Regions from separate parts of the Homo sapiens genome. Here region 1 is linked to region 2. Evidence: read pairs that join two places in POLR2A ChIA-PET (ENCODE). Cell type or tissue: GM12878. All regions are shown on one strand. Each heading gives the region's core, and the rest is flanking DNA. Links, peaks and the distances in the headings are about the cores only. Region 1 holds the start of FARP1-AS1 (FARP1 antisense RNA 1). Region 2 overlaps STK24 (serine/threonine kinase 24).

Region 1 (8,326 bases), core at 85-8,084, 110 kb after region 2:
CTGCCGTGACCCTCATGATGGGGAGGAGCTGGCACCTGCTTGCCATCGTGCAGACTCTCCTCCCTCCCATGCACCAGATTCCCGTGGGGCGGTTCAGGACATGACAGCCATGGAACTGTCCAGCAGCTGTGCCCTGGGCCCTGTGTTCTGGGCTAACTGCATGAGAGGCAAGAAAACAGGCGAAGAAAGAGAGAAAACGACCTTGTGGATGGCAATAGGACTGATGAGCACCAAGGGATATGACTGCATTTGTGGGAGGTCGGCGCCCACTCAGCATCACCCCTGCAGGGATACCTCCGGCAGGCTCCAAAGGGGGCCCAGTGTTGATCCTTCCCTGCTCAGCCACCGCGGGTAGGTGGGGCCACCCACAGTCCCAGCCTCCCTCAAGCCCCTGGCCCAGAAGTTTGCCTGGGTTCTGCCTGGGCCAGCACAAGCTGGGAACCAGAGCTGCCCTGCCCCTGCGTACCTCCACTGCGATGCTGAAGTCCACCATGGAGACGCTGGTGTTGCGGTGCCAGCACACGTGCACCATTGTGTTGCCGCGGTGCGGGGCCTGGCGCTCCAGCGATGTGCGCGAGGCGCTCAGGTCATCCTCTGACTCCTGGTCAGCCGCGGTGGCTTCATCAGGGGACTCTACAGGATGGGGCAAAAGGCAGCACTTCTGATCTTTCCTCCCAGCGCCCCTTCCTGATACACTCTGAGGTGCTGGAAGGTTGGGGGGCTCACAGCAGTCACAACCTGTGGTGCCCAACCAGAATCTAATGAGGCCTCGATGGACCCTGCAGCTCCAGTCACAGAGCCCCAGCCCCTCCCGGGTGTGTAAACAGCCTGATGTTCTCTCCCTGGACAAGGGTAAATGCCGGCCCAGAAAAGGTGACTTCCCAGCTCCCTCATGCCGATTTCAGGGGTTTTACTTTTAGGAAAAAGAACTGTCTTGATCTTTGGCTTTAAACACAAATGTACACCACGGATGTGAGGCCTACCCGATGGGGTGGCTTTAGATGCAGAAATGCTGTCCCTCCATGAACCAGACCCCTGCATGGGAAAGCTGCCCTGGCCACACTCACTGTTGTCAGGGGGGCTGCTGGCCAGGAACTCAGGGGCGGGGCTGCTGCTCTTCTCCGCCAGGTCAATGGCCATCTGGATGTCCTCAACCCACTTCTCCATCTCGGACCGAGAACTGGAGACAGAGACGCGTCAGGTGTTCAGGCCACAGCACATCAAAGGGGAAACAGGCAAGGGGCGGGCTCCCGAGTTACCTGGCGGCCACGATGATGGACTGCCGCTGGCCCCGGAGGGTCAGGCAGTGGGGCACCCCCCACTCGTCTTCGCTCTCCTCAATCTGTGGGCAAGAGAAGATAACGTCACCATGAGGCACGTGATGCACTTCCAAACATCCCTGAGCTGGCAGCCAGGCAACTTGGAAAAGGAGGGGTGCCCCTGAGCAGGGCTCAGGAGACCCAGAGCCCCACAGAGGGAGAAGGCACTCTGAGTTGGAAAAACCCAAATCGGAAAGGCGACAGGAAGATCGCGGCACACTGAATGTTTTTGGCAGAGCCCACAAACTTCCCTCTCTCCAATCCCGGAGGACAGCGTGGGCACCAGCCAAAGGGCCACATCCCAGGCCCAGGCGCCCTCTACACCTGCCTGCCAAGGGGGACAGGAGGCAGCCCCAAACCAACTCGGGGGAGGACGAGGTGGCTGGCCCAGCTCCAGGGAGCGGGCGCTGTCATCCTTGTGTGTGGCGAGGACTGTCGGGGCCCCTGGGGCCAGGCACAGGCTGTGGGAGGCGAGTTCATGCCACGCGGCCTTGTCAGCTTACCCTTTCACTCGATTCTATAAGGAATGGACCTGCACATCCCATGTGCAGGAGAAGGAGCCGTGTCCCCAGAGCCCCACTAGAGAAGCCCTAGAAGGCTCGAGCTTTTAGGTGAAAGGGTTGTATGGTCTTCGATGGTCTTTGAGCCCATGTCTTGTAACCAAGATGCCACTAGCCACCCTCTCCCTCCCTATCCAGTCTCCTTCCCTCCTCATCGCCGGGTCAGCAGCGCCCGCACCTGCTGCCCCCGAGGACAGGCCCTGGCCACGAGCCTGTGCTGTACTCACCGTCATGCCATAGAGCGGGAGCTGCCCGTGGACTTTAAACTGATTGGAGGCCGTCAGCCCCCGGCTCGTGTATAGCAGGACGTCGTTGAACTGGAGGAATCAGAAGTGTGTGGAGGTGAGACCACGTTTGGACAGCAGGCTTCCCTCCAGCATTCCCTGTCCTCAACTGTGCCTTCACTGTCCTCAACAACTTGGGCCTGGGCACCTCTGGCTGCTCTTCCTCTACCCCAGGTCCCTCACTTGGGTGGCCGAGGTCCGGCCTTGGGAGCCTTGCTTGCCCAGGTGACACAATCCTTGTGAGGACAAGCCGCTCTCTCCACTCACCAGGAAGAACATGCGCTGCTGGAGCCCCTTCCCCGAGAGCTTGCTGAGGCTGCCCAGACGGATGAACTCCTGCAGGGGAGACAGACCGGAGGGCTGGCTGCGAGCGTGCGGACCCCAAGGGCTGACGGCCAGTGTGCAGACCCCGAGGGCTAAATTTGTAGCCCCTGAGGGCTGACTGCGAGCGTGCAGACCCCAAGAACGGACTGCGAGCGTGCAAACCTACTGGCTTCCTCCCACCTGGGTCCCTTGCATGGTGGAAGTTACAGCACTCAGCTGCGATTCACTGCACCATTGCTCTGCCCCAGGTGCTGTGCTAAACCCTCTCTAGGGATCATCTGTCTCCTCCCCAGGAAGGTACAGGGCAGGTACCACCAGCAGCTCCCCCAACAAAGGATACGGACGGTCGGGTTCAAGAGTGCCCGGGCCTCTCTGAGGACCATGTGTGTAACCCCAGGATCCCCAGGGCTCCCCACGGTGAGGGAGATCAGAAGGACCCCAAGCAGTTCTCAAAGAAGAAAGAGGCTATAAAAAGTGGCAGCAAGGGACCCTTGAGGACCGAGAGGCCACATGGGAGCACTGTGGCTGGAGGAAGCTTCTCCATGATTGAAAACCCTGCTTCTCAATGAGCAGTAACTGCGTTGAGGATAAAGGAGTGAGAGGCAGATGTGTCCAAGGCACCTCTGCCTCCCGAGTGACATCCTCCCCGGGGCTGTACACTCTTGAGGGCATGGATCGCAGGGGCACAAGCACTTAAAAACAAAAAAATGATCATTTTTAAATTGTGGTAGAATCCACAAACACTTGAGCATGTGTGGCCTTGGTGGACTCACAAGGTAGCCCCACCATCGCCACCATCTACTTCCAGAACGTGCTCCCTCAGGCGCCTCCGATCCCACCTTCCCATTCTGCTCAGGGTTGATTTGAAACAATGAGTGGATGTGTGGCGGCCTGATGAGTGCCAAGAATCAGGGGATCATCTGAGCTTAGGAAGGAGTACCCCAATTCCATCTTCACCTTTACTAATAACAATGGCCTCCTCTCTGGAGCACATGGGATGCGCCTGGCTTGTCCTAAGTGTGGAGTCCTAATAAGGGAAAAGGAGCCAGGCTGGTGGGACCGAGAGAAAGCAAAAAGACAAAGCGGAGAAGCTATACAGGTCTGCCTTTCTTCACGGTCCAGGACACAGCCCTCCTGCACAGATAACTCACCATCTTCCTGCGCCCAGCTATCACCAGAGCCTTGGCTGATAGAAAAACGCAAGTGAGTTCGCTGCAACCGCGGCGTTATCACCCTGCACGAAGCCCTCCTGGGCACACAGCACAGACACCACCCGGTAAAAATCCCCAGCAAGCCTTTGTCTCCTTGCAGTCAGCTCCTCCCTTGCTGTTGCTTTCTTGCTGTTGCTTTCTGGCAATGTATTTTCCTACTTCTCGAATAAGCCTGCCTTTCTTTATCTATAACTGTCTTCGTAAATAATTCTTACCGCCTGCACCACCAGCCTCAGATAATCACTGATCACCTGCGACACGGAGCGATTACAGGAGCTCCAGACGTGAGCCTGCACCTTCAGTATCATTATTCCCATTTTTCAGATAAGGAGACTGAGGGGCAAATGATTAAGAAACTTGCCCATCATCACCTGATCGGCCAGTGTGTGATAGAGCAAAATGCTTCCCGTTGTGCTCTGCAATGTAGTTAATGCCACTATTCTATGGCTACCTTTCATCTCTTCAATTAAATGTAGGTGGGGGAAAACGAAGATAATTAATATGTATTATGTCATTTTCACAGAGCAAATCTCATTTGATCTTAATGACCTATGAGGGAGAGGCCATGGTCTCCATGTGCATGGTCCCCCGCCACCCCGGCACTGGTAGAGCGAGACTTTGAACCCAGGGCCACCTCCTCCAATCCAAGGTTCTTTCCATTGCAGTGGAAAACATTTCCTCAAAAAAAGGAATTCTTTATCAGTGGTCTGTTCACCATGTAGCATGAGATGCTAAATATTTTATAACTTTCAAAGCTGAGAGAAAATTACATCGATTCCACAGGGCTTTTCTGAGGGTTCCGTGTGGATGGGTAAATAAGGTCATTAAGTGCCGAGGCCTGGCAGGATCTTGTCACCAGCAGAGCTGAGGCCATCCCAGCTCTAATTTCTGCCAGCGCTTACCGCATGGCTCTTCTGACAATCTCTCACAACGTGGCTTCTGGTCAGTTCTGTAATTAGGCTTCCTGACAGAAATGCTCCAAAACAAGGAGAGCTTCCTTCCCCTGCCCTGAGTTACAGATGTCAAGTTTCCAGGGCAGCTGCTTGTTGGAAAAAGACTAAAAGCCCCTGAGATACTGGATCCTGCAGCAGCAGATCAAAGCAGCTACAGTGAGTTGTCTCTCGACCTGGGTGACGTAGCATTTGAAATGGGGGCGCCACAGGGTAAAGATCCCAGAGAGAGATTTGATGAGACGCAGCAACTGAATGATACGTTTGATTCCTGGGTGATGATGGCTTTCTAGGAAGGGAAGTGGAGAAGGCAGGCTTTGTTCCTGTCCTCCACATTGTCACTGGCCTGGAAGGAGTGTGTGCGGGAAGCCCTGTTGAGTAGGAATCACCTGCATCTCAGGCAGGGGGCTGGGGAGGGGTAGGCGACAGTGTCAGTGAACTTGCATCTCTCCTGGAATTGCTTTCCAGCTAAGATTTGGTATTTTAATTTTGAACTCAAATTAAATTATATATGGAAGATTGAATTTTAAAAAAACACTTCATACCTGCATGGGAATTTCTAGCATAATTTAATGCACTACCTTTCTGGCTTTATTACTATTTACCTAATTTTTTTTTTAATTTTCCATTTTCATTTATGTACATTTAAAAAAAATAAAATAAGCAATCTCAAATCTTCTGTGGGATATGGTAGGGGAAAAGGTAAAGAAGCGAATCACCCCGTAAGGAGAAAAAGCAGAATATGAGGTCAGAGGATTGCTTTATCTCCTCCGAACACAATGATTCTGAACTAACGACACTGTTGTGTTTTTCCAGTTGTCTCCCAGGTGGATGGAAAGAGGACATTTTGCTTTGCAAGGGTCTCTCTTCAAAAGGTTCAAATGTAAGTCCCTCCGATGCCTCCTTTCTGCTCCCCGCGCAGTGCATAGTGAGGCCACTGCTGCTTACCCTTCCCGGAACCACAAGATTGTCAATGCCAATCAAATCTTTCTTGAGTTCGTGCAGCTTCTGGAAATTCTCCATCTTGATCATCGTACCGTGGAGCTGTGCCACCATCTCCGTGATCTCTGCCAAAGCGGCTGTGAAGGAAAGACATACACAGTCTGCAGCGGGAAAGGCAGGCAGGGGTCTTCCCCTAGCAGCTGTCAGCTCAACGCTGCAGGGAAATCACTCCAGTCCCTGCACAGTATTCAAAGGTGTCTTTTGAGCAAAAACAGTGCTATTTCTCTATAATAAAAATTGATGGTGTATTTTCTGTATTTATTTGCTTCACTTTAGCATCTTAAAACTAAGTGACCCCTGCATGGTGACGTGGCATACAGCTGTCCTTCAATTAGACGGACCTGTTGGCTTAGAGGGGAAAGACACGGGGGAAGAAGACTGCCTTGAATTTTGTCCCTGGGTAGAGACTTTTCTTTTCCCTCCTGTTACTCGGAAAGAACAAGGCACAGTGAGCACAAAGAGGCCATAGAAAAATCTGGAGCAAAGTCAGCACCTCCTTGGGAGGAGGTGTAATTGATATTGTGAAGTGTCAGTATATTCCAGGTAACTAACATTCCACCACACCCCAGTTCTGTCTTGTGTGGAAATTACACTGTTTACCAAGATGGTTGTGAAGAATTGCTGTAGAATTCAAATTTTTTCTTTTCTTTTATTTGTTTGAGACAGAGTTTTGCTCTTGTTGCCCAGGCTGGAGTACAATGGCATAATCTCAGCTCACTGCAACCTCTGCCCCCAGGTTCAAGTGATTGTCCTGCCTCAGCCTCCCGAGTAGCTGGGATTACAGGTGCGTGCCACCACGCCCGGCTAATTTTGTATTTTCAGTAGAGACAAGGTTTCACCATGTTGGTTAGGCTGGTCTCGAACTCCTGACCTCAGGCGATCCACACGCCTTGGCCGCCCAAAGTGCTGGGATTACAGGCATGAGCCACCACATCAGGCCTTTATTTTTCGATAGAGGCACGGCTCCCCTATACTGGTGGGCATCCAATATTTAAAAGAAGCTAGTGCCTGATTAATACAAGCTTGGGTGGCACGCAAGTCCCCAGTGGCTGACAAGTTTGGGTGGCACTCAAGTCCCCAGCGGCTGAGCACTTGGGTAGTTTGGTCAAGAAAAGCAAGAAATACTTGTTGACTGAACTTCAGTCTTCAGAACTCTAAATACCTCTTTCACTGCTTTCCCCCAGCATTTCAGTGTTGGAAGGGAAGCATTTAGTTTTCTTGTTTTTTCCCCCAAGGATGCGAGTTAAATTCTCCCAGGCTTATCAGAGAATGCGGTCTCAGCCATAGTGACAAATCCCAGGCCTTGCTCGATTTTCAGACATGACCACCCAGTTTGGTCCAATAAACATTTACTTGGCATCCAGTGCTCAGTGGCAGGGCTGGGGGGTAGTGGGGAGCTCTGAGAGGAAAATGATGGAATGATGGCACCCCGGCCCCCGGTGCTCAGGGGCAGGGGCGTGCTGGGAACAGCCCTTGGCATTCAGTGTCCCTCTAGCTCTGGAAACCTAGGCTCCTACAGTGCTGCCACTTCATGCTTTAAGCTAGCTAGCACTCTCTTCCTCAATCATCAAGGATAGCCTATCTCCATTGGGTACTGTTTAGAGAAATAGCAGAGTGGAACTGGATGAGTCCGCCAAGAACAGCGCCTTCAAAACCACACACCGCTCTCACCCCCATGGGCGACAGATCTGAGGAGTCCTCAGAGCCAGGAGGGGCCCTGGGTCCTTTCCTCCGGGCTCGGCCAACACACAGGCAATGCCAGTGTGACAGGACAAGGCGGACAGGAGGTCAGCTCAACATCAGGTGCCAGGCACAAGCTGAGGCTTAAAGGACGAGAGAGAGCTGGCCAGGAAAGGCCAAGGAGGTGGTGGCCAGGACTCTAAGCAGAAGGAACGGAATGCACCAAGGTGTGGAGGCAAGAGGCAGCATGGTTTTGTTTTTAGAGACTGGGTCTAGGTCTGTCGCCTGGGCTGTGGTGCAATCATAGCTCACTGCAGCCTCCAACTCCTGGGCTCATGCGATCCTCCCACCTCAGCCTCCTGAGTAGCCGGCACTATAGGTGCATGCTCGTAATTTTTAAATTTTTTGTAGAGACAAGGTCTCACTGTGTTGCCCAGGCTGCTCTTGAACTCCCAGCCTCCAGTGATCCTCCCATCTTGGCCTCCCAAAGTGCTGGGATTACAGGTGTGAGCCACCACCCCTGGCCAGCATGGTTTGTTTTAAAGACAGATGGTCAATGACAAACCATGTCAGGAGGCACCTGTGTTCCCCTTCTGTGAACTGTCACTGTCTCAATTACTTTGCCAAGTCTTCTACCTATTGGGTTGCCTTTTTTTAACAACTAATTTGTAGGAGTCCGCCATATATTCTAGATATTAACAACGGTTTTTCTAGAACAAGCCTGGTATCACTGTTTCCCTCCTTAAAACACTTCCTGTTCGGCCTCTGCTCTTAGGTTACGGCTTTGCGGGGTCCATGGGGCGCAGTGGGATGTAGCCGCTGCTTTCTGTCGCAGCCTCACTTTGTGGCTCTCCCTGTGCCCTGCACGCTTTTGGCAATGTTCCGGTCTCTGTCCCCTCTGAACCTGAGCTTGTGCTGTTTCTAACTCTATTCTCCACACCCTCCTTTCACCCAGGAAAACTCCTATTTACATGTTAGTTCTGAACTTAGACACCA
Region 2 (8,326 bases), core at 158-8,157:
GTCCTTCTCTAAGGAGGACCTCCTGCTTTGTTTTCTCTGCCTCAAATTTCCCTTAGTCTTTTCCCAGCTGGGTTGAGTGGAAGAAGACCTCCGCCGGCTTAGCTGCAGATGGTTTGCCTCTCTGCTGTCCCGTAGCCACTTGTGTCCCCAGCTGGCCTGTCCCCACCTTGCTGACCACACCTTCTCCCATGTTTCTGATCAATTTGGTACCCAGCGTCCAGGGTCTGCGTCCCTTCCCATCATCCTTGTTCCTGTGGGTGGTCGTTGTAGGGAGGGGAAAATACCCCATAGTGCCTCTCCCTACTGATGTAAAGATTCCTTTTAATAAAAATCAAGCTATTATAAAGTTTAATTTATTCAAAATATAGAATCAATACATGACTAATTGTTTAAAAATTAGACAATACAGAAGCATGATTTTATTCCCCAGGGGTAACTAATGTGGAGAGGAAGGATTCTGTGGTTCCCTTAACTGCAAAGGATTGTTCACTATCGTACATTTAGAGCTGAAGAGAAGGCTTGCGAAGGCCATTTGACTTTTTTTTCCTTCCTTATCGCAGCAGGTCCATCAGCAATGTCACGAACCTCTAACCAAGACCCCTCAAGCAATCCAATTTCTGCAGCACTTAAGTGCTTTTCATACTCCTGATGAGACATGATGCTCATTTCTCAACAAAGATTTATTGAATGTCTGCTATGTTTAATGCACCATGGTGGAGCCTGGGGAAGATGCCTACGCCATACCTGCTGTCCTTAATGAACTCACAGGCCAGCTTCGGGCAGACATTCCAGCAAGCATTGGAGTCCAGGCTAATAGTAACCAGAGAGAGGTACAAACTGGGTGAAAGAAAGGAACCCTTCCTGGAGGAGTCAGCATTTGAGCAGTTCCTGAAGGTGCTGGTGGGTAGAGGGCATTCCAGGCAGGTGGGTCTCTTCACAGAGTGGACTGCAGTTTGGGTTGCCTGACAAAGATGAGAAGGGTTAGGTTTTTCCTTCCTCCCTCCTGCATGAAATAATGGGAAAGAAGCCGTGATAGAAAGATTTAGTTTGGAGTAGGATAAAGGTGCTAAGAAAAAAAAAAAAAGAGAAAGTATGACGGGGGTTCCAAGTCTCCTTAATGGATTAGATAACTCAGAATAGCCTTGAAGAAGGCTTGGTGGCCTCGTAGCTTATTTCTGATTTTGCTTGAGGGACAGAAAACAAGGAGAAATGGGAAACGTAGATAAGTCTTGATTTTTTTTTTTTTTTGAGACAGAGTCTCACTCTGTCGCCCAGGCTAGAGTGCAGTGGCAAGATCTCGGCTCACTGCAAGCTCCGCCTCCCGGGTTCACGCCATTCTCCTGCCTCAGCCTCCCGAGTAGCTGGGACTACAGGCGCCCGCCACCATGCCCGGCTAATTTTTTGTATTTTTAGTAAAGACGGGGTTTCACCATGTTAGCCAGGATGGTCTCGATCTCCTGACCTTGTGATCCACCCACCTCGGCCTCCCAAAGTGCTGGGATTACAGGCGTGAGCCACCACGCCCGGCCAAGTGTTGATTTTTATAGGCTGGTCACAATATATATGCATGTATTTTTTTTTTTAAGTTGAACTTAATCTTCAACTTAATTCAGAAGTTGATTAAGGAACTTAATTCAGAAATTGATTCAGAAGGTTTTCTTTTTGCTTTTATTGTTAAAGCATTGAATTGAAAACACTGGAAGCAGTAAGCTGTATAAATGATTTCATTTTATTTTGCATACTTAGAATTGGGCATCTGGAACTAAACAAGAGAGTTTATGCAAAATTACATGCAAATGAGTATTTTTTTACCTTTGAGCCCAGAGCTTTAGGCTTCTACCCTGCTGGGAAAAGGATGCTGTGTCCCTGAGCTTTCATGGGACCACCAGTATAAGTATTAGAAAGGACAACTGGACTTGAGTGATAAATACTGATGGTTTGTCTTTAGAGAGAGAAGACAAAACTACAAGAAAGAGGCCATTCCTTTTTGTTGTTGTTGTTTTTGGAGAGAGGGTCTCGCTTCCTCACCCAGGCTGGAGTGCAGTGGTGTGATCATGGCTCACTGTAGCCTCTACCTCCCAGGCGCAGGCGATCCTCCTGCCTCACCTTCGAAGTAGCAGGGACTACAGGTGTGCACCACCATGCCCAACTATTTTTTGTAGGGACAGGTTCCCCCTATGTTGCTCAGGCTGGTCTCAAACTCCTGGGCTCACGCGATCTTCCCCCCTTGACCTCCCAAAGTGCTGGGATTATGGGCATGAGCCACTGTGCTTGGCCTGTTCCTATGTAAAATGAAAAAGAAGAAACAAGAAAGCTTTTACTGCTTCTAGAGAATTCCCTCAGTTGTAAATGACTAACAGTGTTAATGACGTTTCATGAACTAGGATGAAAATCTTTGTGGAGTATTGAATTGAGTCATCAAAGGGAAGCCTGCAGTGTTACAACCCTAGCCACTATAAATAAAGTGTATTAATGAGCTAGTAGTATGCTGCAGACGACCCACCTGTGGAAGTGAGATTCTTGTGGAAAAGTCAAGATCATTGAAGAGATGTGAGACCACCTAACTGTGAGGTTACACCAGGCATAGTCAGGAGGCAAGGAAATAGGTAGCTACTGTGGTCTGAATGCTTATGGCTCTCCACAGTCATGTTGTGAATCTTAGTGCAATTGTGTTTCGAGGTGGGGCCTTTAGGAGGTGATTAGGTGATTAGCTGATGAGGGTTCTGCCTTCATGAATGGAATTAGTGCCTGTCTCAGGCTGTTCTTCTGTTGCTATAAAGCAATTTATAAAGGAAAGAGGTTTAGTTGGCTTATGGTTCTGCAGGCTGTACAGGAAGCATGGTACAGGCTTCTCTTTGGCTGCTGGGGAGGCCTCAGGGAGCTTTGACTCATGGCCGAAGGTGAAGTGGGAACAGGCAGTCACATGGCGAGAGTGGGAGCAGTGGAGAGAGATGGAAGGTGCCACACACTTTTAAACAACCAGATCTTGCTGGAACTCACTATTATGAGGACAGCACCAAGCCGCGAGGGATCCACCCCCATGATCCAAACACCTCCCAGCAGGCCCCACCTCCAACACTGGGGATTGCATTTCATCATGCAGTTTGAAGGGGACCTCCAACCATATCAGTGCCCTCACAAAAGAGGTCCGAGGGAGCTTCTTTGTCCCTTCTGCTATGTGAGGACAGAGCTAGGAGGTGCCATCCATGAGGAATGGCACTCAGTACACACCGAATCTGCCAGTGCCTTGACCTTGGACTTCCCAACCTCCAGAACTGTAAGCAATGAATCGATGTTGTTTATAAAAGTTGCACAGTCTGAGCTGACTAAGACAGAAGTATTTAGGCTAATGGAGGAAGTTGCACAAGCATTGTTGGTGGTTAGCTGCATATGTTTCAGATGGTCAGAAGAAAAAAATTCTCTTCACTGAAATTGTGTTTCACAGCATGTGTTATCTACATGGTCTCAGGATAGTGTCTCCATTGGGGCTTGTATTAGCAACAGCCTAATTGCAGGAGGCCTCATGACCATTGTCCTACCCCGGGGCACTGATCGGGGTCTTCTCTATTTGTTATTACTAAAGGGCATACCTTGGGAGAGCCACATGTGTATTGAAGGTCATATGGTAGATCTAGTCATTTACTCTATTTTTTTTTTTTTTTTTTTTTTTTTGAGACAGAGTCTCACTCTGTCGCCTGGGCTGGAGTGCAGTGGTATGATCTTGGGTCACTGCAACCTCCACCTCTCAAGTTCAAGTGATTCTCCTGCCTCAGCCTCCCGAGTAGCTGGGATTACAGGTGCCTGCCACCATGCCTGGCTAATTTTTGTAATTTTAGTAGAGACAAAGTTTCGCCATGTTGGCCAGGGTGGTCTCGAACTCCTGACCTCAGGTAATCCACCCACCTCAGCCTCCCACAGTGCTGGGATTACAGGTGTGAGCCACCGTGCCCAGCCATTTGTTCTATTTTCATGTAGAAAGATGTGACACGAGGGAGAATAATAGTGAAGTGTACGCATCATCAGCTGTGTGATTTGAGGGTAAACCCTTGAGATGAGACAGTTTCTTGTCACTTGATGATTTATTTTCCTATCTCAGCCTTTAGTTGGAATTTACTGGGTGTGCCTGTCACTTGTGATTCAGCTGCTTCTTTATGTAGCATTGGCAGTTGTGGCTTAGAAAGGACAACACAGCTGAGGCTGCAGGTCACACCATAATGGGAACAGGGGAGCACTTACTATGTCCAGTTTTAAAAAAAACTTTGTTTTTGCCCCAGGAAAATAAAAAATTGTCTTATTTTAGCCCCAGGAGAATAAGAAAACATCTTATTTTTAGCCCCAGGAACTATAATATGTATGCATTTTTCTGTATTTTTTACAGGTGAGTAAACTAAGGCCTAGAGAGGCAAATAACTTGTAAGAGGTGGAGGTGGATTTGAAGCCACATGCACCTGGCCGTAGACTCCACGTTCTTCTCTTCATGTGGTGTCAGCTCCTCCAGTAGATTTGCTGCTGGAGCGGGAAGTTAGAGTCTCTCTGAGTTCTTAAGGGAGAGAGGGGAGGGCTTGGTGGCCCAGCTGCATAAATAGCCTCATCTACCATGAGGGTTTAGCAGTAGTTTGCTCTGTGTGGATAAGAACTACAGTGTGGGATCAGTTTACTGGAGATGAGAAGGTGAATGAGGCTGTGATATTGAAGTATAGGAAAGGTGCTTGCACATCATGTATTTTCTCAGTTTGCTCCTTTGGTCACAAAGAGTTGGTAATAAGGCGAAGTTTACTAAATTGATGGCTGAATACAACTGGGAGCCTTGCAGAGAAAACCATTTCACAGCTATTGATTTTACTCTTAATCTTGCCTCCCCAGCCCATGGCGTGTCATTACAGGAATCCTGGACAAGAGGTGTCTCAGTACAAATACTGGAAAACCAGCTGACTGCAAACAACCTATTGACTTTTTATCATAGTTGGTCATTAATTTTGTTTTAAAGAAATAGGGTCTCATTCTGTCGCTTAGGCTGGAGTGCAGCGATGTGGTAATGGCTAACTATAGCCTCGAACTGGTGGGCTCAAGCAGTCCTCACGCCACAGCCTCCCGAGTAGCTGGGACTATAGGCGTGTGCCACCGTGCCCGGCTCATTGTTTAAATTTTTGGTGGAGATGGGGTCTCATTATGTTTCCCAGACTGGTCTCTAACTCCTGGCCTCAAACGATTCTCCCACCTTGGCCTCCCAAAGTGCTTAGGTTGACAGGTGTGAGCCACTGGGCCTGGCCACAATTTTAATATAAATTTTAACATAAAAGTTACCCCTTAAAACAATTAGATAGCTGGGCGCGGTGGCTCACGCCTGTAATCCCAGCACTTTGGGAGGCCGAGGCGGGTGGATCACGAGGTCAGGAGATCGAGACCATCCTGGCTAACATGGTGAAACCCTGTCTCTACTAAAAATACAAAAAAATTAGCTGAGTGTGGTGGCACATGCCTGTAATCCCAGCTACTCGGGAGGCTGAGGCAGGAGAATTGCTTGAACCTGGGAAGCGGAGGTTGCGGTGAGCCGAGATGGTGCCATTGCACTCCATCCTGGGCAACAAGAGTGAAACTCCATCTCAAAAACAAACAAACAAACAAAAAAAAACAACAATTAGATATGGAAGGAAGGGGGAACACAGATGTTCAGGGCCTCAGAGATTCAGGTGTGAGTAACTGGAGTCCACATGACAAACACAAGGAGTTCATGTGTTCTGGCCTTTTTTTAGTTGAGAAAGTCAATTTTCTTGGCTCTTCCTGAGCCTGTTGCTTGGTTCTTGACATCTCATTGGAAACTGAAAATGGGAATTTGACTTTCCGTGATAGGGGCTGCCCCACCTGCGTTTGTAGGGTTGAAGCTCAGGCCTGTTGTGGGCGATGTTTGGAGGATAAGCTGGCCTGCTTATCTCTGGGTTGGTTGACTGCGAGACCAGGTGGAAGGACACGCAGCCCATCTGGTGGTGAGTGAGGCCACTTGTGGCCAGGGGACTGAAGGAAGTCCCTGTTCACCATATTCTTGGCAAAATCTGGTCTCCTTCTGGCATAGATTCAGCTTTTGACAGGTCTGGGGATTTCATTTTTTTTTTAAAGCAAAATTATAAAAAAGGCTTTTAAAGTGATTTACTCGTGTGTGTTTTTGTAAGAGTTGGTAGATAGAAGGCTTTTGAAAGTAAGGGCTTTCTCAGATGGACCAGGCCATTTGAGATCTGCCTGAACTGCTCACCAGATCATCTGGGATAGCACTGCCTTTGGGATAAGGTGCCATGCTGTGTGCTAGTGGCCCTTTCACAGCTGTCTCTTGTGAACAGGGGTTGGGGGACAGTGGGGGTGGCACTAGGCATCAGGTGGACCCCAGCACCCTGCCCAGCCTTTGCCGCAGCGGTCATCTGTGCATTGTCTTTTAAACTGAACAATTTCATGTATCAGAAGTTAATCCTGTACTCTTAGCCTTCATCAGTGAAACCCAGAATGACAAGGACTTTAAGACTGGTGTTGAATTATATTCAGATCTTAAGCAATTCCTGTGATCTCCCAATTTCTTTAAACTTTCATGTTTTTTTTAGCTTCAGAAGAAGAGTTTTAAGGTAACATTTTTTTCTTGAATGATTTCTCTTTTTTTGTATTTTCATTTTGTCGGTTTTCCCTATGGAAAGAATTGTTTAAAAGTCATGCAGTAATTACAGTGTTTGGTGTAATATAATTCAGGATGTTTCATCTAATATAGAAAGACATTTGCCGCTTTTAGCTTCTTTATTATTATCCATATTGATTTAGGGTAATGGATTTGAGTTGTCTAATCACTGACTGAGCAGCCAGGAATAAACTTAAAATCTTCTTCCTGAAGCCAAGTCTGGCACTTTTTTTTTTTTTTTTTTTGAGATGGAGTTTTGCTCTGTCACCCAGGCTGGAGTGCAGTGGCGTAATCTCGGCTCACTGCAAGCTCTGCCTCCCGGGTTCACGCCATTCTCCTGCCTCAGCCTCCCGAGTAGCTGGAACTACAGGCGCCCGCCACCAAGCCTGGCTAATTTTTTGTATTTTTAGTGGAGACGGGGTTTCACCGTGATCTGGATCTCCTGACCTCGTGATCCACCCGCCTCGGCCTCCCAAAGTGCCGGGATTACAGGCATGAGCCACTGCGCCCGGCCTAGTCTGGCACTTTTTGATCTGCACGTGTGTACGTTAAAAATTGAGATGTTGCCCTGCTTTTCCCGAAATATGCCTGTGTGAAATAGGCTCATTGCTAACAACTGGGACAGTGCAGAAAAACAGAGAGAACATACTGTTAACATCTCAGTGTACCTCATTCCACATGTTTTCTTTGAATGTGTGCAGGAGTACGCCTGTCCCTCAACCAAAAGGGCACCAATTCCTGTCATTAATTTTACATTGATGTCTACCTAGGTAGTTTGCAGCTTTAAAAACATTTTTGGAAAACTTTGGACATATGAATCTTTTCACTTGTCTATTTCCCTAGGATAAACTAACTGGAAGTGGGGTTTTTGCCTTTTGCTTATTTTCATTTTCAGGTATGGAACATCTTTTCTGATCACTTTTCCATCTTTTTAGCGCTTCCATTCTTCAGATGATATGCTTTTTTGTCATTGTTTTCTACTTTTTGCTGCTTTTAATGTGATGTTTATTTTGATAATGATTTTTATTACCTTCATCTCTAGCTGTGTTAATGCTTTTTGGAGACTTAAAAGGTGCTCCGAATTGTCTGTAATTTCTTTGAGAGTTGAGAGTATTTTTCTGAAATGTTTCCCCTCTCCCTTGGGAATTCGGAAATATTTTCCTTTTGCTTGTTTTCTTTTTCACCACTGTCTTTCCTTGTAGAGGCGTCTCCGCATGCCTCGGTGTGGATTCTTTGGCTTAGGAGGGGACCTGCCATGTACCCTGGCCTCAGGTCGGCTTGGAGGGTGGGGAGCATTGCCTCCTGGGGCGGGCGGCTCTGTCCTCTCCTCTCCGGCCTGCCCTGCCTTCTGCCGGCTGGCTGTGCCTCTGCCTGCTCTACCCGGCGGGATGAGATACTCCAGGGGGGCTGCGCCACTCCCAGTAGGGCCCTTGCTTCCCAGATGCAGGGTCAGGGCCCAGTTGCCTGGGGCCCACAGTGCAAAGCTGGCCTCTCTTCCAGGAAACCTTCCTGGTTAGGGAAGTGGAGATGCCCTCGTGGGCCAGGCCTGCTGGGGACTTCTGTGTCTGCAGTTGGGCCACGGGAACGTACCTGCCACCTCAGTTTCAGAGCCTCCTGCCCCTGTGCTGGCCTAAGGTCCTGCTGTGTTCTCAGTTGTCGCCTCAGCCTGGG

What was found. Peaks named below come from ENCODE experiments on the same cell type or tissue, not always from the same donor. Only the 100,000 strongest peaks of a DNase experiment are listed, where the experiment ranks them.
Region 1: POLR2A ChIA-PET joins it to region 2 with 14 read pairs; 3 of 35 experiments call an interaction of 5 or more read pairs at or near these places.

Annotation. Positions count from the first base shown.
Region 1 is chr13:98,432,977-98,441,302 of GRCh38, reverse strand. It overlaps FARP1 (FERM, ARH/RhoGEF and pleckstrin domain protein 1), which reads right to left. Exons shown (of 27, transcript NM_005766.4): 19 at 5,597-5,727; 20 at 2,431-2,499; 21 at 2,107-2,196; 22 at 1,260-1,342; 23 at 1,068-1,180; 24 at 467-633. FARP1-AS1 (FARP1 antisense RNA 1) reads left to right here and starts at 5,463. Exons shown (of 2, transcript NR_046595.1): 1 at 5,463-5,531; 2 at 5,645-5,898. In GM12878, for the core only: no CTCF peak of the experiment used is centred there; no DNase peak of the experiment used is centred there.
Region 2 is chr13:98,544,208-98,552,533 of GRCh38, reverse strand. All of the region lies in intron 1 of STK24 (serine/threonine kinase 24), which reads left to right. Among named protein-coding and RNA genes, the nearest start is that of STK24, 29 kb to the left of the region's middle. In GM12878, for the core only: no CTCF peak of the experiment used is centred there; no DNase peak of the experiment used is centred there; H3K27ac peaks cover 497 bases.